Regions from separate parts of the Homo sapiens genome. Here all the other regions are linked to region 2. A link is an interaction called in ENCODE POLR2A ChIA-PET data of the cell type or tissue named here. Cell type or tissue: Caco-2. All regions are shown on one strand.

Evidence for each region. Peaks named below come from ENCODE experiments on the same cell type or tissue, not always from the same donor. Only the 100,000 strongest peaks of a DNase experiment are listed, where the experiment ranks them.
Region 1: POLR2A ChIA-PET joins it to region 2 with 8 read pairs; 7 of 35 experiments call an interaction of 5 or more read pairs at or near these places.
Region 3: POLR2A ChIA-PET joins it to region 2 with 5 read pairs; 3 of 35 experiments call an interaction of 5 or more read pairs at or near these places.

Annotation. Positions count from the first base shown.
Region 1 is chr17:58,761,008-58,769,007 of GRCh38, reverse strand. The region is part of intron 1 of PPM1E (protein phosphatase, Mg2+/Mn2+ dependent 1E); the gene reads right to left. Among named protein-coding and RNA genes, the nearest start is that of PPM1E, 9.2 kb to the right of the region's middle. In Caco-2, no CTCF peak of the experiment used is centred here; no DNase peak of the experiment used is centred here.
Region 2 is chr17:58,662,108-58,670,107 of GRCh38, reverse strand. The region is part of intron 1 of TEX14 (testis expressed 14, intercellular bridge forming factor); the gene reads left to right. The region is part of intron 1 of IGBP1C (IGBP1 family member C); the gene reads left to right. It also overlaps the pseudogene RNU1-108P. Among named protein-coding and RNA genes, the nearest start is that of IGBP1C, 26 kb to the left of the region's middle. RefSeq lists an enhancer at 723-772. In Caco-2, no CTCF peak of the experiment used is centred here; DNase peaks (open chromatin) are centred at 647 and 3,147; H3K4me3 peaks cover 537 bases.
Region 3 is chr17:58,867,451-58,875,450 of GRCh38, reverse strand. All of the region lies in intron 1 of PPM1E (protein phosphatase, Mg2+/Mn2+ dependent 1E), which reads right to left. Among named protein-coding and RNA genes, the nearest start is that of PPM1E, 120 kb to the right of the region's middle. In Caco-2, no CTCF peak of the experiment used is centred here; no DNase peak of the experiment used is centred here.

The sequences.
Region 1 (8,000 bases), 99 kb before region 2:
TTTCTGGATTCTAAATTATGTTTTTAATAAACAGCAATAGGCCAGGCGCATTGGCTCACACCTGTAATCCCAGCCATTTGGGAAGCTGAGGCAGGTGGAACACCTGAGGTCGGGAGTCCAAGACCAGCCTGACCAACATGGAGAAACCCTGTCTCTATTAAAAATACAAAATTAGCCAGACATAGTGGCATATGCCTGTAATCCCAGCTACTTGGGAGGCTGAGACAGGAGAATCACTTTAACCCGGGAGGCAGAGGTTGTGGTGAGCCAACACCGTGCCATTGCACTCCAGCCTGGGCAACAAGAGTGAAACTCTGTCTCAAAAAATAAAATAAAATAAAAATAAAAATAAACAGCAATAATTGTTAACTTTTTCTTTTCTTTCATTAGAGGCAAGAGTTTAGAGAAATATTTGGTGCAAAACCCTTAGACGGCTCTTATCTATAGGTAATGCCTGAACAAGATACTTTTTTGGGTGGAAGATAAAATAAAAATCCAACCACCCTATCCGCCTCCAAAGGAAGGTTTATTCTAGTTAGTCAGGGAAGCGGATGCTCTTTGGAGAAGAAACAGCATCTACAAAGGCAGAAAGACAGGAAATAACGTATCTTTAGAGAATCAGGGTAAGGGCCAGGCAAGGTAGCTCATACCTACAATCCTAGCACTTTGGGAGGCCAAGGTGGGTGGATCACTTGAGCCTAGGAATTTGAGACCACCCTGGGCAAAATAGAGACCGCCATCTCTATTTTAAAAAATAGCAGGGCACAGTGGCTCATGCCTGTAGTCCTAGCACTTTCAGAGGCTGAGGCGGGCAGATCACTTGAGGCCAGGAGTTTGAGACCAGCCTGGCCAACATGGTGAAACCCCATCTCTACTCAAAATACAAAAAATTAGCTGGGCAAGGTGGCAGGCACCTGTAATCCCAGCTACTTGGGAGGATGAGGCAGGAGAATCCTTTGAACCTAGGAGGTGGAGGCTGCAGTGAGCCAAGATCGCACCACTGCACTCCAGCCTGGGTAACAGAGTGAGACTCTGTCTCTAAATAAATAAATAAGTATAAATTTTAGGCTGGGCGTGGTGGCTCACACCTGTAATCCCAGCACTTTGGGAGGCCGAGGTGGGCGGATCACCTGAGGTCGGGAGTTCGAGACCAGTCTGACCGACATGGAGAAACCCCATCTCTACTAAAAATACAAAATTAGCCCAGCGTGGTGGTGCATGCCTGTAATCCCAGCTACTCGGGAGCCTAAGGCAGGAGAATCACTTGAACCCAGGAGGCGGAGGTTGCGGTGAGCTGAGATCGTGCCATTGCACTCCAGCCTGAGCAACAAGAGCGAAACTCCATCTCCAAATAAATAAATAAATAAATAATTTTAAAAGAGAACCATAGTAAGTTCAATAATGCTGGAAAATCCAGTGAAGCTAGATTAAAAGGAAAAAAGACCAGTGTCAGGGAAATTTGTTGGGAGGCTACTAAGGTAATCAAGGCAAGAAGTGATAAAAGCCTGAGCTAAGCAAATGGCAGTAATCAAAATTCAATTTCTACATTTGCATTGAAATTTTTCCCCGTAGGAAATGTTTGTAATGTAGCATGAGAATCATAAAATGAACATCATAATTATAATCTCCCAAGTCTGACTGCCTAGGTTAATGTCCTGGTGACACTGCTGATGGTGAAAACTTGTTCTTTAAATTCTGTGTGCCTCAGCTTTTTCATCTGCAAAACAGGTTAATGATAAAAATCTTTATCATATATTTTTATGATGATTAAAAGAGGTAATAAATATAAAACAATGCCTAAACGAGGTCTCACTGAATATAGTACACAGCAGCAAGAGAAACAGGAACAGGTGTCTACTATTCATACTTGTACAATTGTTATTTTGGGTGTAGACAATGCTGACCCTCTGCAAGTTTACACTGTTAACTCTTACAGAAAGATACTTATCAATCCAAGATGAGAGAATATCCTGGGCAAAGGGTTTTTATTAGACACAAAACTGTTTTTGTTTTGAAACACTGAAAATTGTTTCTAGATTATAGTTAACTTTCCATGTGACCCCGAAAAAGCTGAAAATATTTTTGTTTCTCTGATTATATATAAGTATATTGTGAATAATAGGACCAATATCTTTCCAAGTAATAAATAAAACTATTTATAAGCTGCCTTGAACCACTTTGAACTAATAAATATTCAGAGTTGCCAGAAATCAAATCTCAGAACTTAAGAGATCATTCCTTTTGCAAAATCAGTGATAGCTGAATTTAATGATTGTCATCTCATATTTATGTAATAACATATTAGATTGCATAAAGAACATGTTTACAACCTAATTCTTGCCCTTTAGCATTTTAGCCTTTTAGTATTTTTTACTGTGTGTGTGTGTGTGTGTGTGTGTGTATACACACACATATAGTACAATATACTTCTCAAAAAAACAGGCTTACTAGTATCTTAGTTTTTGTATTTAGATTCACAACATAGAAAAATGTGACTAAGAAATTACAGGCTGGGTGCAGTAGCTCACACCTGTAATCCCAGCACTTTGGGAGGCTGAGGCGGACAGAACATGAGGTCGGGAGTTCGAGACCAGCCTGACCAACATGATGAAACCCTGTCTCTACTAAAAATGCAAAAATTAGCCAGGTGTGGTGGCCCGCACCTGTAATCCAAGCTACTCAGGAGGCTGAGTCAGGAGAATCGCTTGAACCTGGGAGGCGGAGGTTGCAGTGAGCCGAGATCGTGCCACTGCACTCCAGCCTGGGCAGCAGAGCGAGACTCCATCTCAAAAAAAAAAAAAAAAAAAAAAACAGAAATTACAAAAATAAGCCAGGTGCAGTGGCTCACACCTGTAATCCCAGCACTTTGGGAGGCCAAGTAGGGTGGATGACCTGAGGTCAGGAGTTCCAGACCAGCCTGGCCAACATGGTGAAACTCTGCCTCTAATAAAATACAAAAATTAGCCAGGTGTGGTAGTGCACACCTATAATCCCAGCTACTTGGGAGGCTAAGGCAGGAGAATCGCTTGAACTTGGGAGGCGGAGGTTGCAGTGCGCCGAGACTGGGCCACTGCACTCCAGCCTGGGCAACAGAACGAGACACCATCTTGGAAAAAAAAAAAAAAAAAAAGAAACTACAAAAATATTAAAGACCAGAGGTTGTGCTTTGTGGTAAAAAGCAGGTCAAATACTTTAATCCATAAAAGACAACAATGGTAATGTTTCTATAGTGATCTTATAAATCATTATGGAATCAAGTCACCAGGAAAAAAATTATCTTTCATACTTCTAACCAGGAGATTATTCTTTTGGTTCTTTTTTTTTCTTAAACTACGCTAGGTAGTAATGAACTAGTCTTTCTCAGAGCTATACACCAGAGTATTCAGTGAAAATATACATGAAGAATTAAGAATACTCTCAATCTTTTAAACAGTTCATTACTCTTCATATAGTATTATACTTCAAACTTGTCATTGTTCACAATATTCTCAAATAATTCACATGAGGATACTGTTTTAAATCCATGAAAAATGGCCAGGCATGGTGACTCACGCCTGTAATCCCAGCACTTTGGGAGGCCAAGGCTGGAGGATCACAAGATCAGGATTTCAAGACCATCCTGGCCAACATGGTGAAACTACGTCTCTACTAAAAACACAAAAATTAGCTGGGCATGGTGATGCGTGCCTGTAATCCCAGCTACTCGGGAGGCTGAGGCAAAAGAATCACTTGAACCAGGAAGTTGGAAGTTGCAGTGAGCCGAGATCGTGTCACTGCACTCCAGCTTGGTGACAGAGCGAGACCCTGTCTCAAAAAAAAAAAAAAAAAGAAAGAAAGAAAAATGTTCATTACAAAGTTTTGGAATGCTAATCAGTAATAAGAATTGCAAACGTTTCTATAGCTAGTTGAAAATGTTAACAAAGCAAAATAAACACACACCAACAAAAACATAAAATAAGAAGCCAACCTAAAGGGATGTGGGAATGGAATACTTTCTTCTTTTTCTTCCCTTATCCTCTACCTTTCATGGGAGAGCAGAAAAGGAAAATAATAATAAAGAGAAAGATGATGATGATAATAGGCCTATACAAACCTGGAAAGAAAACAACTAGTAGGCTGGGCATGGTGGCTCACACCTGCAATTCCAGCACTTTGGGAGGCTGAGGTGGATGGATTACTTGAGGCCAGGAGTTTGAAACCAGCCTGGCTAACATGGCGAAACCTCATCTCTACAAAAAATATAAAAATTAGCCGAGCATGGTGGCATGTGCTTGTAGTCCCAGCTACTTGGGAGCTTGGGAAGTCAAGGATGCAATGAGCCATGATTGAGCCACTACACTCCAGCCCGGGTGACAGAGCGAGACTCTGTTTCAAAAACAAAAAAAACAAACCAAAAGAGAAGAAACTAGCCAGGCATGACGGCACATGCCTGTACTGCCAACTACTTGAGAGGCTGAGGCAGGATGACCCCTTGAGCCCAGAAGTTTGAGGCTGCAGTGAGGTGTGTTCACGCCACTGCACTCCAGCTTGGGCAACAGGCTGGCTCCCAAAGTGCTGGTACTACAAGGGTGAGGCACTGCACCCAGCTAAGTGGCTCTAATGTCAATATGAAATGCCAGTCTCTAATTTAATATGAAATGTTATATTTCCTCATTAATTTTAAATATTAATTAAAAATGGTTAGATATGTGTTACAGAATTAAAGTTTTTGTTGTTGTAGTTGTGGTTTTTTTAAAAAATAGCAAATCTAAAACAAAATTGTTTGTTATGGTAGCCATTAGCCCCATATAATTATTAAGTATTTGAAATGTGATACTCCAAATTGGGATGTACTGTAAGTGTAAAGTACACACAGGATTTTAAAAACTTGGTATAAAAATATAAAATATTTTATTAATAATATCTTAATATGGATTACATGTTGAAATAGTAATATTTTGGATATATTGAGTTAAAATAAGTTTTTTTAACTAAATTCACCTGTTTCTTTTTAATTTTAAAAAGGTGGTTAATAGAAAATTTTAAACTATATGTGGCTCATATTATATTCCTATTGGACTTTAGGCAGTTTAGACTTTTAGGCATCCATAAAAGACAACAATGGTAATGTTTCTTTAGTGATCTTATAAATCATTATGGAATCATAATGCCCTCTTCTAAAATGCCCTAAATCAAGATCATATTCAGCTATAAGCATTCTTTCCTACATGGTTCAGTAGCAATAATGGAACACAACTGTGTTAAAATACAAGCTTCACGGTATGGCAGTTCAAATGGTAGCAAGAACGTAGAGAAATCAGACTCCTCATACAGTACTGCTGGACAAAACAATTTGGCAATACCTAATAAATTTAAAATGTACTTATATCAATCTGACATTTCCACTTCTAGAAACATACCCAAGAAACCTAGGAACATATGCACAAGGAGACATGTCCAAACTAGCATTATCTGTAGGGCAGGAGCCACCAAGCTACCCACCAAGATTTTGTACTCTTTGTCCATAGTGTAGAGTTGTTTCTTGGAATTAACTGCCAAGCCAGCAATTTATTTCCCAGCCCCCTTTTTTAGGAAATGTAGGTCCCAGGTGGTGTCATATGACTTGAATTCTAGCCAATGGAAAATGAACAGAAGTGATATATGCCACTTCTAAGGACTGGCCCTTAAAAACCTCAAACACCATTCTCTACTCCCTTATATTTGCTGGATAAATGTTGATGCCTAGAGCAACGTTGGAAACCACAGGTTAAAAAGGACAGAGTCTCCATCAGCCTGGGTTCCTTAATGACTTCACAGAACACAGCTCCTCCTTCTCCACTGAAGGAACTCTATATAAGCAAGAAATAAACTAACATTATGTTAAGCCTTTGAGATTTGGGGATGTATCCATTAGAGCAGTCAGTATTAACTTAATATATGTGTAAAAATTAAAAACAACTGACATGTCCATCAATAGGAGATTGGATAAATCATAGTATAATCATACTATAGAATGATATACAGTAGCTACAATGAAAGAACTAGATCTACATGGATCAACATGAATTTTGTTTTAAGTTTAACCTCAAAATAGCTAGTTACCAAAACAAATTTTTTTTTTTTTTTTTTTTGAGACGGAGTCTCGCTCTGTCGCCCAGGCTGGAGTGCAGTGGCGGGATCTCGGCTCACTGCAAGCTCCGCCTCCCGGGTTCACGCCATTCTCCTGCCTCAGCCTCCCAAGTAGCTGGGACTACAGGCGCCCGCCACTATGCCCGGCTAATTTTTTTGTATTTTTAGTAGAGACGAGGTTTCACCGTTTTAGCCGGGATGGTCTCGATCTCCTGACCTCGTGATCCGCCCGCCTCGGCCTCCCAAAGTGCTGGGATTACAGGCGTGAGCCACCGCGCCCGGCCCAAAACAAATTTTTTAAACACATATGTTGACCATACAAATTCATATGTAGTAAGCGTGAGAGAACTATAAGCTCTTAACTTTTATGTTTCTTACACTTGCATTATCAATATTATGTTTAACTCATGATTTTGTCATAGAAACTTTTTTTTTTTGAAACAAGGTCTCACTCTGTTACCCAGGCTGGAGTGCAGTGACATGATCATGGTTCACTGCAACCTCAACCTCCTGGGCTCAAGCAGTCCTCCCATCTCAGCCTCCTGAGTAGCTGAACTAAGTTTTGTAGAGACGGGGCCTTGCCATGTTGCCCAGTCTGGTCTCGAACTCCAAGACTCAAGCAATCTGCCTGCCTCAGCCTCCCAAAGTGTTGGGATTACAGGAATGAGCCACCAAGCCCAGCCATCTTCACAGGAACTTTTAAAGCCAATTTTCCATTTCATGAGGGCTAATTTTGTTAAAACCAGGAAATATAATCCATAAATCTATTTACTCAGGCACAGATAAACTGTAATAGTTTGTAATGGCCTAAAAATTGGAGAAAGGATGCCACGGTCAACCCCCATAAGCTGTGGAATTTGCACTCCCTCAGAATACCACACTTACCATGCTTCACATGAAATCAGTCGTCATACAGAACAAGTTGCCAATCTCAATAAACATGTCAAATATTTATAGCACTTAATTTCGTATGTTATACACAAATAAACAGATGATAATGTTTTCTTCCTTTGCCGAAATGAAGTATTTTAGGTGCAATTGACTTTGGAGACCTCTGGTCTAGTGACGGAGATATAAATATTTGCTGACAAAAAATAATAAATTAAACCAAGTACTTACAAGAGGAATGGCATTGGGTATTATGGAAAGGAACGTAGAAGGGACCCCTAACTCATGATGAGTGTGAGGACGGTAAGCAAAGGCTTCCTCAAGGAAGAGGTGTTAAACAGAGAACTAAAAAACGGGTAAGAAATTGGATTGTGTTGGGAGTGGCTATTGGGGGAACATAGTATTCCAAGCAGAGGGAAAAATATACTATGTGCAAAGGTGCAGAGGCAAAAGATAACACAATACCTTCAAAGAAATACATTAGTTTAATATAGCTGAAGTGTAGTTTCTGGAGGGGTAGAGCTGGGATGAAGTGGGTGGATAGTGATTCCAGAAATAAAACTAATGAAGTAAGATTATAAGCCCTTACCTTTGGATTTTATCTAGAGGGCAAAAGAGAGATAGGTGATGAAGGATGTGGAGTAAAAAACTTGTCCAAAGAGAGGTCCAGATGTTGCCCCCAGCTCCTGGGAGGTAACCTCTAAGCCCCTGGAATTTCTGGAGTAATATGAGTATTCTTACTATTCATGATGGGTCCCTTGAACCACATAGTATCAGCCTAACCTCTGGAGAGGGGAGACTGGAAACTGAGTTCAACCATGCAAACAATCAATAAATCTCAATGAAAACTCTGCTGAGGTAAGAAGATCATTTGAGCCAGGAGTTTGAATCCAGCGTAGGGAATATAGTGAGACCCCATCTCTTTAAAAAACAAAACACAAACTCCAGACACACTAAAGTTTAGGTGAACTTCTTGGGTGGGCAATACCTTGTGTGTATTTCCA
Region 2 (8,000 bases):
AGATTTGTCAGGAGAGGCAGGGTAAAAACATTTTAAGCAAGGGGAACTACACAGGCAAAGGCTCTGAGGCTGGAAAGAGGCTGCGGCTGTAGCTGTGGCTGCCACGGCGGTATGGTGGACAGTACAGGCAGGCTGGAAAAGCTATGGAGCCAGCCCATGCAGAGCCTCAAGGAGCGTGGGATGGAGTTGGTGCTTTATCCAGAGGGCAGTAAGGAGTATTGAAGGGCTTTGGGCAAGGGAGTAACATTAGATTAGAGCAGCACCAATGCTCCTTCCTGACATTTTGTTAACATGTATTCACATGAGGGTGCTTCTTGCTAAACCTCAATGAAGTCTCAAGCTGTTGCTGGCTTTTTTTTTTTTTTTTTTTTTTTGAGACGGAGTCTCTCTCTGTTGCCCAGTCTAGAGTGCAGTGGCGTGATCTCAGCTCCCTGCAACCTCTGCCTCCCAGGTTCAAGTGATTCACCTGCCTCAGCCTCCTGAGTAGCTGGGATTACAGGCATGCGCCACCACACCTGGCTAATTTTTGTATTTTTAGTAGACATGGGGTTTCACCATTTTGGTCAGGCTGGTTTCGAACTCCTGACCTCAAATGATCCACTTAACCTCGGCCTCCGAAAGTGTCAGGATTACAGGCGTGAGCCACCACGCCCAGCAGCTGGCTTGTTACATTCTTTAGCCATCGTCTGGTGACTTTCAGCAAATATGACAAACTCCTCTCCACACCCCCTCCTGTTTTTTTTTTTGTTTGTTTTTGAGACAGAGTGTCGCTCTTTCGCCCAGGCTGGAGTGCAGTGGCATGATCTCGGCTCACTGCAACCTCTGCCTCCTGGGTTCAAGCCATTCTTCTGCCTCAGCCTCCTGAGTAGCTGGAATTAGAGGCGTGTACCACCATACCTGGCTAATTTTTGTATTTTTAGTAGAGATGGGGTTTCACCATGTTGGCCAGGCTGGTCTTGAACTCCTGACCTCAGGTGATCTGCCCACCTCACCCTCCCAAAGTGCTGGGATTATAGGCATGAGCCACTGTGCCTGGCATTGTCTCCCCCTTTTTTACACAATACAGATGTATCCCTAATCCTCCATTCATACAGTGTTGATAATTGCCAGGTTCCATTTTTTATGCCTACCTAGAACAGTGGTTCTCAGCCTTTTTTTCTAATTTGATATATACCCGGAACAAATGACACTCACTTGCCAGAATGTCTCCACCCTACAGCTTCTCAAACTGTGTGATGTAATATATTGACCCCCCAGTCCTCAGGGCCTTTGGGTAGGATGTTAGGGTGGGTGACTAGAGCCCTTGGGCCAGTTACCTCGCATAGCAGTTCACCTAGGATGCCACATGCTTTCTGGGTGATCCAGATTATTTTCTGTAGATGTCACCCTTGTCTGTGTGTGCATAAAAATAAAAAAAAGAAGTCCTCTCTGGGGATGACTACATGGATTTTAATTCCTTCTCTACCACTTGGGCACATTTCAGCCTCCCTTGGCCTCAGTTTTCTCATATGCAAAATGGAGATATTGTGTACTCTGTAGAATTGTTGAGTGGATTAAATGAGTTAAGGTGTGTGAAGTTCTTCTCCCTGTGCTGGGAGCACCCTGAGCCTTCAGTGGGCATTGGCTAAGATGATTCAGTAGACAGTCATGACTGGACCCAGGCTCCAGTTACTTCCTCCACATTTGCAGGGGTTTATAGTTACTGCAGCTCCTCCAGGCACATCAGTAGAAGAGGCTTTGGTAGCTGGGAGAGGTGCACTTTTTTGCTGTAAGGATGACTTTGTTCAGGACCATCAGGATAGGTATAGAGACCGCTGCAATGGGGTCTTGTAGTGGAGGAGAAAGACTGGGCACAAGTCCAAAGTACAGCATGGGCAAATGGGAATTTGTAGCCAAGGAGCAGTGTGGAGGTCAGTGGTTAGAAAATTACCAAGAGGAAACATCAGGGGTAAGAGGAATTCTGGCTAAACTGATCTAACAGGATTCTTGCTGAAGACAGGCTGGGGTGATCAGATATCACCTGGGGGGTGGTGCAGGATGAGGAACCTGATCAGATTTGGAGAATTTGGGTTTCAGCTAAATTGACTTAGCAGGGTTCCTTTACTAAAACTGGATTTTACAAGAACATGCACAGACTGGCCTATGAGAAGGTTCAGAAGCCTGAATAAGGTTTGGCCAAGCAAACAAGAAAAGAATCTTTTTTTTTTTTTTTTTTTAGCCAGAGTCTCACTCTGTCGCCCAGGCTGGAGTGCGGTGGCATGATCACGGCTCATTGCCTCACTGCAACCTTCGCCTCCCGGGTTCAAGCAGTTCTCCTGCCTCAGCCTCCCAAGTAGCTGGGATTACAGGCACTTGCCACCATGCCCGGCTAATTTTTGTATTTTTAGTAGAGACAGGGTTTCACCATGTTGGCCAGGCTGGTCTCGAACTCCTGACCTCAAGTGATTCGCCCACCTCAGCCTCCCAAAGTGTTGGGATTACAGGCGTGAGCCACTGCACCCGGCCAGCAAAGAATCTTTGTCATGCCTCAGGTTCTTTATCCATGAAATGGGGATGATTCCATTTCCTACCTCAACGTTGTGAGGATTAACCATAAAGTCCAGATGCATGGTAAACAGTAGATGTTAGCTGTTAGTATTTCTTGGTTTGCTTTAGGGTTTTTATTGGGTTGCCTGACTCACATGTTATAATTATGCTTTAAGGTTTAAGCTGTTCGTTAATGTATTTGTTTTAGTCTTCACAAAAACTCCTCCAAGGACAGTAATGCAGGTTTTACAAACTGAGGAACAAGTTGAGGCCATAAGCTCATCGAAAGTCTTGCATTGTGAACGCTATATTGCAGTCCAGATCTTGGATTCCAAAACCCTCCACTCTGCAGTACAGCCTGCTAGCATGCCCTGTTCCCCTTCTTGGAATAAGAGGAAATGATGCCGGGGTGGTTCACAGCGTGGGTATCCCGTGACTAAAAGTTCATTCACGTCTGTTAGCTCAAGGAAACTCTCCATACAGGGAGATCCGAAGGCCTTAGGCTACGCCAAAAGTAGTGAGGTGGTGCGTTTTTGTCAGGAAAATGGCCTGACAGACGTCACTTGCATTGACGCGAGCAGGAGAAGGAACTGCTGGTTGGAAGCGGGCCGAGATGAGAACGCAGTTGCGCTCTCTGACCAGCCAGGCCTATGCATGACGTCACGCCGGGAGGTGGAGTATGTAGATTAAAGACTGCATTTTGGAAACGCGTTCCTTGGAAGGATTTGCACAACTCTGTTACCAACACCAAGATATAGTATAAAAAATCTGTTTATTTTGTTCACTATATGTGGATAAAGTCCAATTAGAGTCATTTCAGGAGTTACCCGCACTTGCAATGATGTGGGCGGCACCGGGGATTGCTGGGGTCACGCAAGTACCTCATAATTACCTGTCAGGAGAAATACTGTGATTATGGAGGTGGTTTTTCCCTGTGTGTGGCTTATTCGTTGCACTTTGTGCTGATCCCTACGATTTCCCCAAATGTGGGTAACTACAGTGTATAATTTGTGGTAGCGGGAGATTGCGTTCGCACTTGCTGCTGGTTGTGGTAGTTGAAATGCAAGTTTTGTTAGTTGTGTATTAGCTTTTGCTTTTTTTTTTTTTTTTTTTTTTTTTTTTTGCCGTGGAAGGTTTGTTTCACTTTGTTTATCTAGGCTGGAGTGCAGTGGCATCCGAATTCATGCGCTCAGCCTTCTTTGGTTGTTTTAGGTTTTGCCTTATTTATTTTTTTGGGACACAGTCTTGCTCTATTTTCCAGGCTGGAGTGCAGTGGAGCAATCTCGGCTCACCGCAGCCTCCACCTCCCGAGTTCGAGCTATTCTCGTGTCTCAGCTTCCCTAGAAACTGGGATTACATTACAGGCATGCACCACCATGCCTGGCTAATTTTTGCATTTTTAGTAGAGATGGCGTCTTACCATGTTGGCAAGGCTGGTCTCGAACTCTTGTCCTCAAGTGATCCACACCTTCAGCCTCCTAAAATGCTGGAATTACAGGCGTGAGCCATGGCACCCAATTTTTTTTTTTTTTTTTGAGACAGAGTCTCGCCGTCTCCCAGGCTGGAGTTGAGTGGCACAATCTCGGCTCACTGCAACCTCCGCCTCCTAGGTTGAAGCGATTCTCCTGCCTCAGCCTCCTGAGTAGAGCTGGGAATACAGGCACCCGCCACCACGCGTGGCTAGTTTTTTGTATTTTTAGTAGAGACGAGTTTTCACTACGTTGGTCAGGCCGGTCTTGAACTCCTGACCTCATGTGATCCACCCTCCTCGGCCTCCCAAAGTGCTGGGATTATAGGCGTGAGCCACCGCGCCCAGCCTTATTTTTTTTTTTCATTGTTTCTTTTGGTTCTTAAGAATGCTTTGGGGTTGCAGGGTTGTTACCGTTGCTTACTGTTTAAAGCTGTACCTTGCTATCATTTAATGCTTAGGAACTTTAGTGAGGTAAACGCAATGAGTTGTGGGTTTTTTTGTTTTTTGTTTTTTATGAGACAGAGTCTCACCCTGTTGCCTAGGCTGGAGTGCAGTGGCGCGATCTCGGCTCACTGCAACCTCCGCCTCCCAGGTTCAAGCAATTCTCATGCCTCAGCCTCAGAGTAGCTGGACTACAGCCACGCATGACCACAATAAGCTAACTGTATTTTTAGTAGAGGCAGGGTTTAGGCAAGTTGGTCAGGCTGATCTTCAACTGCTGGCCTCAAGCCATCCTGCCTCAGCCTCCCAAAGTGCTGGGATTTCAGGCATGAGTCATTGCACCCAGGCAAAACATGATAATAAAGTTAATTTCATGTGGGCCGGGCCTGATGACTCATGCTTGTAATCCCAGTACTTTGGGAGGCTGAGGCAGGAGGATGGCTTGAGACCAGGAGCTCAAGACCAGACTGGGCAGCATAGCGAGACCCTATCTCTATAAATATAAAATAATAAAAATAATAATATAGCTACTAAAAATGTTCAACTGAATATGTCGAATGTTGCCCACATCATATTCCACTGGACAAGCAGTGCTCTAACTTAATCTGTTTCCTTATTTTAAAGTTTCCAGAGAGCCTTGCTGTATTACTTCCACAAACTTACATGCCTGCTCTTCCTGGAATGCACTTCCCTGCCCTGCCCTTCTTCATCTACCTGGAAAACTTATACTTCAGCCCTTCCAAACTGCCTGGGATCCACTCAGTGCCACTGAACCCAGGGTGGCCTTATCTGTTACGTACCACAGGCACACTGCCTAGGGGCACTTCTTTTAAAAATCAGAAGAAAAAAATGAATTTTTAGGTGGAAGAAAATGTCATATATAATAATATATTCATCTTTTAATCAATGCAGTCATAAGATAGCATTTTTAACATATATTTTAATGGAAATGTATATATTTTATCAGAGGAGGCAGGCACACAAAGGCAAAAGTATGGGCCCTTCAAAATCGTAATGTGGCCCTGCTGAACTTTTTATAGGTCTGGCAAGTCTGTTTTCCCTACAGACTATGATCTTATTTATTGCAGGCAGACTCAGTCTCTGCATTATTCCTCTTAGTATCCCCAGTGGCTAGGCCAGCGGACTGGACCTTGAACATTTAAGTGGCTGTCAGTAAATGAGAAGTATGTGCTACATGTAAGTAATGACTTGAGAACAGGTGTTTTTCATCATTAGCAGCAAAGAAATTCAAGAATATGAATGGCAAAAATACTGGAGTAGACAATGTGGTCATCAGAAATGGAGTTCTCCCAGCATAGGAAAAAGGGTCTGTTAGTACCTGTGATATCAGAGCCATGAGGGGGCACAAATAATCATAGAGGCCTCAGAGCTGTGGTCAGCCTGGCATTCATGGATACCATTGAAAGCCAAAGTATTACTTTCCTCATGTGAAATCAAACCTTCTGGAATAAAATTAGGAAGGTAGTTCAATAATGAGATTATATAGTATAACCGAGGTGGGCTGGGTCACACTTTGTGGATGAAGGTAATCCAGCAATTGTCCTAAATCAGCAATTGTACTAAATAGTGTGGAGTTGGGTTTTTGCTGTTGTTTTTTTGTTGTTGCTGGGGGAGCGGTTAAGACAGGGTCTCACTCTCACTAGGCTGGAGTGCAGTGGCACAACACAGCCTCCACCTTCCCAAACTCAGGTGATATCAGCACCTCGGCCTCCCAAAGTGATGGGATTGCAGGCATGAGCCACTGCCCCTGGCCTAAATAGAGTTAGTATGGTTTTTATTGCAGAGCTTTGTGGCTGAGAAATGCAGCTTCAGGGCCAGTGTGTTTCAGGAGTGAATGGATTTGGCTCCCCACAACTCAGGGTGTTGAGTAAGACATTTAGTGGCCTGGCACATTGGCTCATGCCTGTAATCCCAGCACTTCGGGAGGTCAAGGCAGGCAGATCACCTGAGGTCAGGAGTTCAAGACCAGCCTGGCCAACATGGTGAAACCCCATCTCTACCAAAAACACAAAAAATTAGCCAGGCGTGGTGGTGCATCCCTGTAGTCCCAGTTACTCAGGAAGCTGAGGCAGGAGAATTGCTTGAACCCAAGAGATGGAGGTTGCCGTGAGCCAAGATCATGTCACTACACTCTAGCCTGAGTGACAGAGTGAGACTCTGTCTTAAAAAAAAAAAAAATTTAGATTCAGTTACATTGGCATTAATGACTTTTTTTTTTTTTTTTTTGAGACGGAGTTTTGCTCTTGTTGCCCAGGCTGGAGTGCAGTGGTGTGATCTCGGCTTACTGCAACCTCCGCCTCCCACGTTCAAGCAATTCTCCTGCCTCAGCCTCCCAAGTAGCTGGGATTACAGGCATGCACCGCCACAACCGGCTAATTTTGTATTTTTAGTAGAGACAGGGTTTCTCCATGTTAGTCAGGATGGTCTTGAACTCCCGACCTCAGGTGATCCATCTGCCTTGGCTTCCAAAAGTGCTGGGATTACAGGTGTGAGCCACCATGCCTGGCCAACATTAATGACTTTTCTTTTTTTTTTTTTTTGAGACGGAGTCTCACTCTGTCACCCAGGCTGGAGTGCAGTGGTGCCATCTCGGCTCACTGCAACCTCTGCCTCCCGGGTTCACACCGTTCTCCTGCCTCAGCCTCTCCGAGTGGCTGGGACTACAGGTGCCCACCACCACGCCCGGCTAATTTTTTTGTGCTTTTAGTAGAGACGGGGTTTCACCATGGTCTCGATCTCCTGACCTTGTGATCCACCCGTCTCAGCCTTCCAAAGTGCTGGGATTACAAGCGTGAGCCACCGCGCCCGGTCACATTAATGACATTTTAACAGTCACAACTGCTTTGTGAACTTATGTAACAAAACTCAGCTTTTAAAAATTATTGAGTATATATGTCACTCTCATATTTCTGAGCATCAACCCTTCCTTCCTTGACTCCCATGAGGCAAAGTGATGGTTGGAAATTCAGAGATGAGGTGAGACTCACAAACTGAGGGGCATGTCTTAGGACAGCACACCTGAGTTGGCAGGAACAGCCATGATCTGAGATTAATAGTTGTGCCTGTTGCTGCCCTTCCCCACACGTAAGGGAACTCTCCAAATAACATTCTGTACTGAGGGGCTGTGTTTCTCCATCTCAACTTATTTGGGGTCTTTGATTTAGTCATAATTTGGTCATGTAGTTGGTTTGATTCTGTGTGTGTGTGTGTGTGTGTGTGTGTGTGTGTGTGTGAGATATGTGTGCTATATATCTGTACACACATAATATGTATTATGTACAAGCAATTCTCCTGCCTCAGCCTCCTGAGTAGCTGGGATTACAGGCACCCGCCACCACGCCCAGCTAATTTTTTGTATTTCTAGTAGAGATGGGGTTTCACCGTGTTAGCCAGGATGGTCTCGGTCTCCTGACCTCCTAGTCCGCCCACCTCGGCCTCCCAAAGTGGGGGATTACAGGAGTGAGCCACCGCGCCTGGCCACTCAGTAATTTTTGAAAACTGAGTTTTAGGCCAGGCGTGGTGGCTCACGCCTGTAATCCCA
Region 3 (8,000 bases), 210 kb before region 2:
CATTGCTTCTGTAAGGGCCAGGCAAAAAAAGATCAAAGCAAACTTGAGACCTAGCTATACTTTCAGCCAAGATCAAGAGAAAAACCTCTGACTCATTTTTTACACATTTCTCAAAGTGTCAATCTGTGCTTTCTTTCATTGGTTCTTTTCCCCAAATTCTCCTTCTTCCTTCCTTGAGAGACCTAGATGCCTGCCACTAATTAGATACATTAATACCAATACAAAGACAATATGCTATTTAACACAGAATATATGTTACTTGGTTGAATTACTTGGTGAATAATGTTCTGTTTTTCAGGCTTATTATAATAATTTACTAATCTAAAAGAATCTAGAAAGTAAGTCTTTCAAAACTTCCATATTTGTGTTTATAATTAGCCAAGTAAGGGCAATTACATTGTTTTTAGAAATAATGATTTTATGAGTTAAAAGGACACACACCAAATTCATGAGAGGTTGCCTCTTACAGGAAGAAAGGGGACAGAAAATGGGGCAGGAGGGGAGAGGATAAAGGATACTTCAGCTTTATCTATTGATGCTGTATAATTTTTATATAAAATATTTCTGTTTGAAAATTTCTCAAAATAAAAATTTAATTTAAAAAACTGTAGAAACTTAAATATAATATTCATCACAGCCAACAAATTTCCTCTATAGAAAATTGCAATGTGAGGAGTTTCCAGTGGTGATATACCAGTAACTTTCTTTCTTACATCTTTAAAAGTCCCAATTATCCAATAAGTCATGGAGAAAATGCTCAATCTTTCTGAGGTAGTACAAACCAGGTTATAATTTCTCAAAAGACCCCATAAGTACATATTATTATTGTAACTGATATATCTTTGAGGTCCAGAATCTACTTCTACTGTAACAAGAACTTTGCAAAGATATCTTACAGTATAAACATAATTCATCTTATATTCTCAGACATAAAATATAATTTTCATCTGGGAAGATTTCTGTAACTATTAGAATCTTCAAATCTCTCAAAGCTACATGAATATATTCTTCCATAAAATTATAAAACACAAATCATTTTTATTTGTTCTTCAGTAGTGAGAGATTAGAAGATATATAAATGGACAATGACCAGACCATACATGAAGATAGAACTCTGACCTACAATCTCTTCAGCAACCAGCCTGCAAATCCAAATTACAATCTTGGCAGCAATCACCCCAGGACAGCGAGGATTTGATCAATGACTACCAGCTTCTCTATTTTTGTGCCCCAACCCCTGCATGATTTCAACTCAAGGCCAACCACAGAAAGCCAACTATGTTTCCTGAATTAATTCCCTAAGATGCTCTGCTTTTAGATAGCTGGCCTTCAACTTCTCCATGCCAACAACCTCCAATTAGATCATACCTTAACGTATTTTTTTCACTATAAAACTTGCCTACTCGTTTTTGAGTCTGCCCAACGAAAGCGATGTTGGCTGACTTCCTTGTTATAGCAAGATTTCAATAAATGAATTCTGTTGGTTCTCATTTGGGTGGACTTTGCTTATTTTCATAGTAGTGTAAAAATCATGCAAAAAGAAAATTAACACTAGGCCGGGCACGGTGGTTCACTCCTATAATCTTAGCCCTTTGGGGGGCTAAGGTGGGCAGATCACTTAAGCTCAGAGTTCAAGACCAGCCTGGCCATCATGGCAAAATCCCATCTCTACAAAAAAAAAAAAAAAAATTAGCTGGGCATGGTAGTGCGGACCTGTAGTCCCAGCTACTTGGGGGTGCTGAGGCAGGAGGATCACTTGAGCCTGGGAGATCAAGGCTGCAGTGAGCTATGATTGTGCCACTGCACTCCAGCCTGGGTGACAAAGTGAGACCCTGACTCGAAAATAATAATAATAATAATAATAATAATAATAATAATAATAATACTATGAGCATTTTGTTCCATTCCAACCAAGATCAAGTTTCAGTCTTGCTACCTCTACGTAGCTCTTGTCCTGTTTGCCAGCTACACCATCTGAACCAACTTGCTTCATTAGATACATGGTTTTTCACTGCTTAGAAAATAAATTTTGTATTCTTCAATGTTTGATATTTCAGACTCAAATTGGTGTAGTTTCTTCCTTGGGAACTGAGATCATTTTAAAACAAAGAAAAGATTCTGCTTTATTTTAGAAAAACAGTAATGTTGATAGTATAATACAGAACTAAATAGTGCAATAAAATATTTGCCATCAATCTGTGCATATATATGCAGCAAACATCAGAAGGTAATTCCTAAATTTCGTTAATATTAAAGAGATAAATCATATCAACTTACAAAGAGTTATGAAAATTTATCTATACTACATTGAAGTTGTTTTGAATAAAATGTGAGCTTAGGCCTATGATGGTGTGAAACTGAGTAATTCAAATTTAAAGCTGGCAGAATTTTAGATAATTTTGAGCCTTGAGAGGAATGTGGTTCTATGACCTGAGCCAGTAGCATGCCGCTGCAAGTTCTGCTTTTACTGTAAATGACTAGGAAAAGCCTTGTAGCTCAAGATCTCTTCAAATTATCACCCCGATCACTGAATGTTAAGGCAGTCTTCCTTGAAATGTAACAAACTGTAACCAATCACTTCCTTGAAATGTAACAAACTATAACATATAACATATGGACTGACCTTGTATGGAAAAATGTTACAACCCTGTTAACTGCCTATATAAATGGAAACTCAACTTCCCCACTTTGGAACACTTGCTCCCACGTGTTTGGGGTCTGTGTTTCCCAGGTGGCTGTCATTTTTGTTTTTAGTAGCAAGGGACTGGAGGATATACAAATGGACAATGACCAGACTATACATGAAGACAGAACTCTGACCCTTCAGCAACCAGCCCACAAAAACAAATGGACAGTGATCAGATCATACTTTGTGTTTAAATAAACCCTATATTTTATCATATTTTCTGAATCTCATTATTTAAGGTTGACATTTTGGTCACCATGAAGGGACTCAAAGCAGACCTCCAGTGATATCTGTCACTTTGCTGACAACTGGAACGCTGCTACCAACACAAATTACTTTCATTCACCCAATCTTGCTGAAGTTAATGGAAATATCTAGTAAGGCATCTCTCAGGGTCTGAACCTCCCAGCTTGGTAGAGGTTTAAACATTATTTTGTTATTTATTTATTTTCCTTTTACTTATTTTTTGAGACAGCCTCTCACTTTATGGCCCAGGCTGGAGTGCAGTGGTGCAATCTCGGCTCACTGCAACCTCCGCCTCCTGGGTTCAAGCAATTCTCCTGTCTCAGCCTCTGGAGTAGCTGGGATTACAGGTGCGTGCCACCATGCCCAGCTAATTTTGTATTTTTAGTAGAGACAGGGTTTCACTGTGTTGGCCAGGCTGGTCTCAAACTCCTGACCTCAGGTGATCTGCCTGCCTCAGCCTCCCAAAGTGCTGGGATTACAGGCGTGAGCCACCACGCCCAGCCTCATTAGCATTTCTATAACTTTTTATCTCATTTGAAACTTTGGTCAGGGAGAAAACAGTTTATCTTTGAAAAGAGGAAATGAATCTTTGTGACTTAAGCAAAATTTGTAATCTTTAAAACTAACCAGATTCTGAAGCTCAGTTCAACTGACAACTGACAAATATAAATATTCTTCTTCTTCTTCTTTTTTTTTTTTTTTGAGACAGGGTCTCCCTTTGTTGCCCAGGCTGGAGTGCAGTATCGATGATCATGGCTCACTGAAGCCTCAACTTCCGAGGTCCAAATGATTCACTCACCTCAGTCTCCCAAATAGGTGGAACTACAGGTGTGCGTCCCCACACCTGGCTAATTTTTTGTATTGTTTGTAGAGACGGAGTTTTGCCATATTGTCCAGTCTGATCTCAAACTCCTAGGCTCAAGCAATCCACCCATCTCAGCCTCCCAAAGTGCTGAGATTACAGGTGTGAGCCACTGTGCCTGGCCTAAAGTTTCTTCTTGAGTAATTAAAACTACAAAAGGCTCTTTATGAGGACAAAATAAGTCCCAAAGATGAGAGACACTGTTCTTGCCAACTGAAAGGCACCTTAGGCTACCGAGGTCTTTGTGGGAGTGTTGGAGCTCATTGTTCATGACATGAAACAGTCTTACAGGAAAACCCTTAAGAAGAGCATACAGAGCCAGGCACGGAGGCTCAATGCCTATAATCCCAGCACTTTGGGAGGCCAAGGCAGAAGGATCACTTGAACCCAGGAGTTTAGGACTAACCTGGGCAACACAGTGAGACTCCATCTCTACAAAAAATATATAAGAAATTAGCCAGATGTGGTGGTGTGCACCTGTAGTCCCAGCTACTTGGGAGGCTGAAATAAGGGAGGATCACTTGAGACCAGGAATTCGAGGCTGCAGTGAGCTGTAATCACACCACTGCACTCTAGCCTGGGTGACAGAGCAAAACAAACAAACAAAAACCATAAAGTTAAATGAACACACATAACAGCTGATCACCTACTGCCTTAAGCACCCAAGCCTCTTGGGATCACCAAGACACATAAAAGGGAAAAACCAACACAAGGGTGACACCTTGAGGGGCTATTCCCACAGGCGGCACACTTAATCCAAAATATCTCCTATCTAAGTTGTTTGGTCATTCAAGAGGAAAATCTAAAGTCTGGGTAATCATGCATCTAAAACCAAGTATTCCTCCTGAAGAAGAGATCCACCACTAGAAACGTAAGCTGGATTCATGTTTAATACTTACGGCACATCTTCATGTAAATATTTAGAAAATTAGTCATGCATAATTTGCAATGACCCCAAATTACAGTGGCCAAAATGGGGGTACCTTTGAAATACCTAAACTAGTTTCTCTGCATACTCAATTTTTAAAAATCCAGCTCTCATTATCCTAAGTGAATTAACACAGGAACAGAAAACCAAATACTGCATGTTCTCACTTATAAGTGGGAGCTAAGCATCGGTACACATGGACATAACAGAAGGAAAATTAACACTGGGAACTACTTGGGGGTGGGCAAGGGCTAAAAAACTACATATTGGGTACTATGCTCACTACCTGGGTAATGGGATCCTTTGTACCCACAAACCTCAGCATCACACAATATACCCATATAACAAACATACACAGGTACCCCCTGAATCCAAAATAAAAGCTGGCTCTAAAATAAAACAAAATAACTGGGAGAGCTATTTTCAATGGTACTTAGAAGCTTTCTGATAAAGCCATTTCTTTGAAAGAGGAAATGAAAAAATTGTCTAAAATAATTTTGAATTGAAAAACCCTGACATTTCTTCTTCTCCTTCAGCTCCTTCTTCTCTTTGTCCCTCATTGTCAGAACTTCCTTGTCTATCAGACTACCTTCCCTTCCTCCTCCTCCTCCTCCAGATGCTGTACTGGCTCCATTTAGGGAATACCCTGTGTGTCTAGTAGAAGAGAACCTGCTTGATTTATCAACCATGCTCAAAGGTAGAACTTAAAGGCATAATTAAATAATTTCCTAATCCTCTTCAGGATTCTATTGGATTTGCTAGAGAATTTGAATTAAACATTCAAACTTTCAATCCCAGATTCTCTGACTTATATCAATTCGTTCATCTTTGATAAAGCCAAATAGGATAGCAAAGGCACATTAGAGAAATTCTTCAGAGAACTTCCATAAATGTTCTGAAGCAGATTGTGAATGGGCCTGCAACACTGCCAAAGCTTTACTAGATGCTATCCCCTTAGTTTTTCAAAAAGTGGTTGATTGGAACAAAATACAACATCAACAAAATTTTCATGAGCCTTGTCTTAGTCTGTCTTTGTGTTGCTATAAAGGAATACCTGAGACTGGGTAATTTATAAGAAAAGAGGTTTATTTGGTTCACAATTCTGAAGACTGTACAAGAAGAAGCATGGTGCCAGCATTTGCCTCTGGTGAAGGCCTCCAGCTGCTTCCACCCATGGCAGAAGGAGAAGGGGAGCTGGTGTGCAGAGATCACATGGCAAGAGAGGAAGAAATTGAGGGGAGGTGCCAGGCTCTTTTTAACAATCAGCTCTCATGGGAACCAATAGAATGAGAACTCATTCATTACTGTGAGGATGGCACCAAGCCACTCACAAATGATCTGCCCCCATGAGCCAAACATCTCCCACTAGGTCCCTCCAACGCTGGGGATCAAATTTCAACATGAAATTCGGACAGGACAAATATCCAAACTATATCAAGCCTTTGATGTCACACTATGAAAGATTTGGGGAAAAAACATTAAAAAATATTCAGGCCTATCAGAATAAAGTTATACTAACCACCAAAATGATACTTCCTATAACTTAAACTTTTGTTGTTGAGACGGAGTCCCACTCTGTCACCCAGGCTGGTGTGCAATGGCACAATCTTGGCTCACCACAATCTCTGCCTCCCGGGTTCAAGTGATTCTCATGCTTCAGCCTCCTGAGTAGCTGGGACTACAGGTACACGCCACCATGCCTGGCTAATTTTTTTTGTATTTTTAGTAAAGACAAGGTTTTGCTGTGTTGGCCAGGCTGGTCTTAAACTCTTGACCTCAGGTGATCTGCCCACCTTGGCCTCCCAAAGTGCTGGGATTACAGATGTGAGCCATAGTGCCTGGCCTTGTAACTTAAACTTTATAAATGGATTAGATTAAGAATTAGCAATTATAATAAAGAAACAATGCACCAGTTAGTTATCCTCAAACTCATTATCTAGTTTATTTTGCTGAACGTACCCATACCCTATGGGACCTAGGTCCCATACCCTAACCAAGGAAGAAAAGGAAAGAGAAGTTAAACAGGGAAGAAAACCAAATAAGGTTATGAGTTTACAATTAAAACAATTGTCCAACCAATTAAAACCCCTAAAAAGCCTTTTTAAACTCCAAAACTGACCCAATCTCCTGCATTGCAATGACTGCAAAAAAAAAAAAAAAGCCTGGACATTTCAAAAAGGATTGTAGAAAATTAAAATGGAAAGAATGAAAACAGTCCAAAGAAAAGGAAGAATAGGAGTGCCCTGAGGAAATCAAAAGAGGGAACTTCCCTCTTCTCACTAATACCTTAGGAGTAACTGAAATAACTTTAAATGGAAAACAAACCAAGCTCTTTAAAAATTAAAAAAAATTTTTTTTTGAAAAATATTGTTAGCGAGGGCCTACGTTGTTTTTGTTTTTGTTTTGTATTGAGACAGGGTCTCATTCTGTCACCCAGGCTGAATTGCAGTAGTGCAATCTTGGCTCACTGCAACCTCTGCCTCCCTAACTCAAGCCTGAGCCTCCTGAGTTGCTGGGACTGCAGGTGTGCACCACCATGGCTGGCTGATTTTTGTATGTTTTGTAGAGACAGGGTTTTGCCTTGCTGCCCAGGCTGGTCTTAAACTCTTGAACTCAAGCAGTCGACCCATCTTGGCATCCCAAAGTGCTGGGATTATAGACATGAACCACTGCGCCTGGCCCCAAACACAAGCTCTTAATGACACCAGAGCTGCATTATCAATAATAAATCCCACCTTCTTACAGAGTCTTATTCCTTGGAGTCAAAAACCATTACAGATGGTGGGTGTAACAAATACTCCTATAACAGCATATCAATCTCAACCTATAGTTTTTCAGTTAGGTTCCCTAGAGGGAACACATGTTTTCCTCTTAGTTCCCTCAGCCCCCATGCATTTGATAAGGAGAAATGTTTTAAATTATATAATAGCCATACTCTTCTCAAAAGGGGGAAGTGTATTTAGAATTAGAAGGTAAAACAAAATTGTGAGATACAAAAATTTTTCCAAATCTGATCCTTTTAATTGCAATTTATATTGCCATAGAGGATACTGAATTGTTAAATAATAAAGAACTAGAAGCGCTCTTAAAAGTAGTGCCTAATTAGCTGTAGTCAAAATTCTCCACTGATATGAGGAAAATTATCTTAGCTCCTCCAGTCAAAATCCAGATAGATCCATCAAAACCTGTCCCAAACCTTAAGCAATACCCTCTAAGATTGAAGGCCTTGGAGGGAGTAAGAGCTGTAGTTTTGGATTCTATAAAAAGAGGCTTGATTA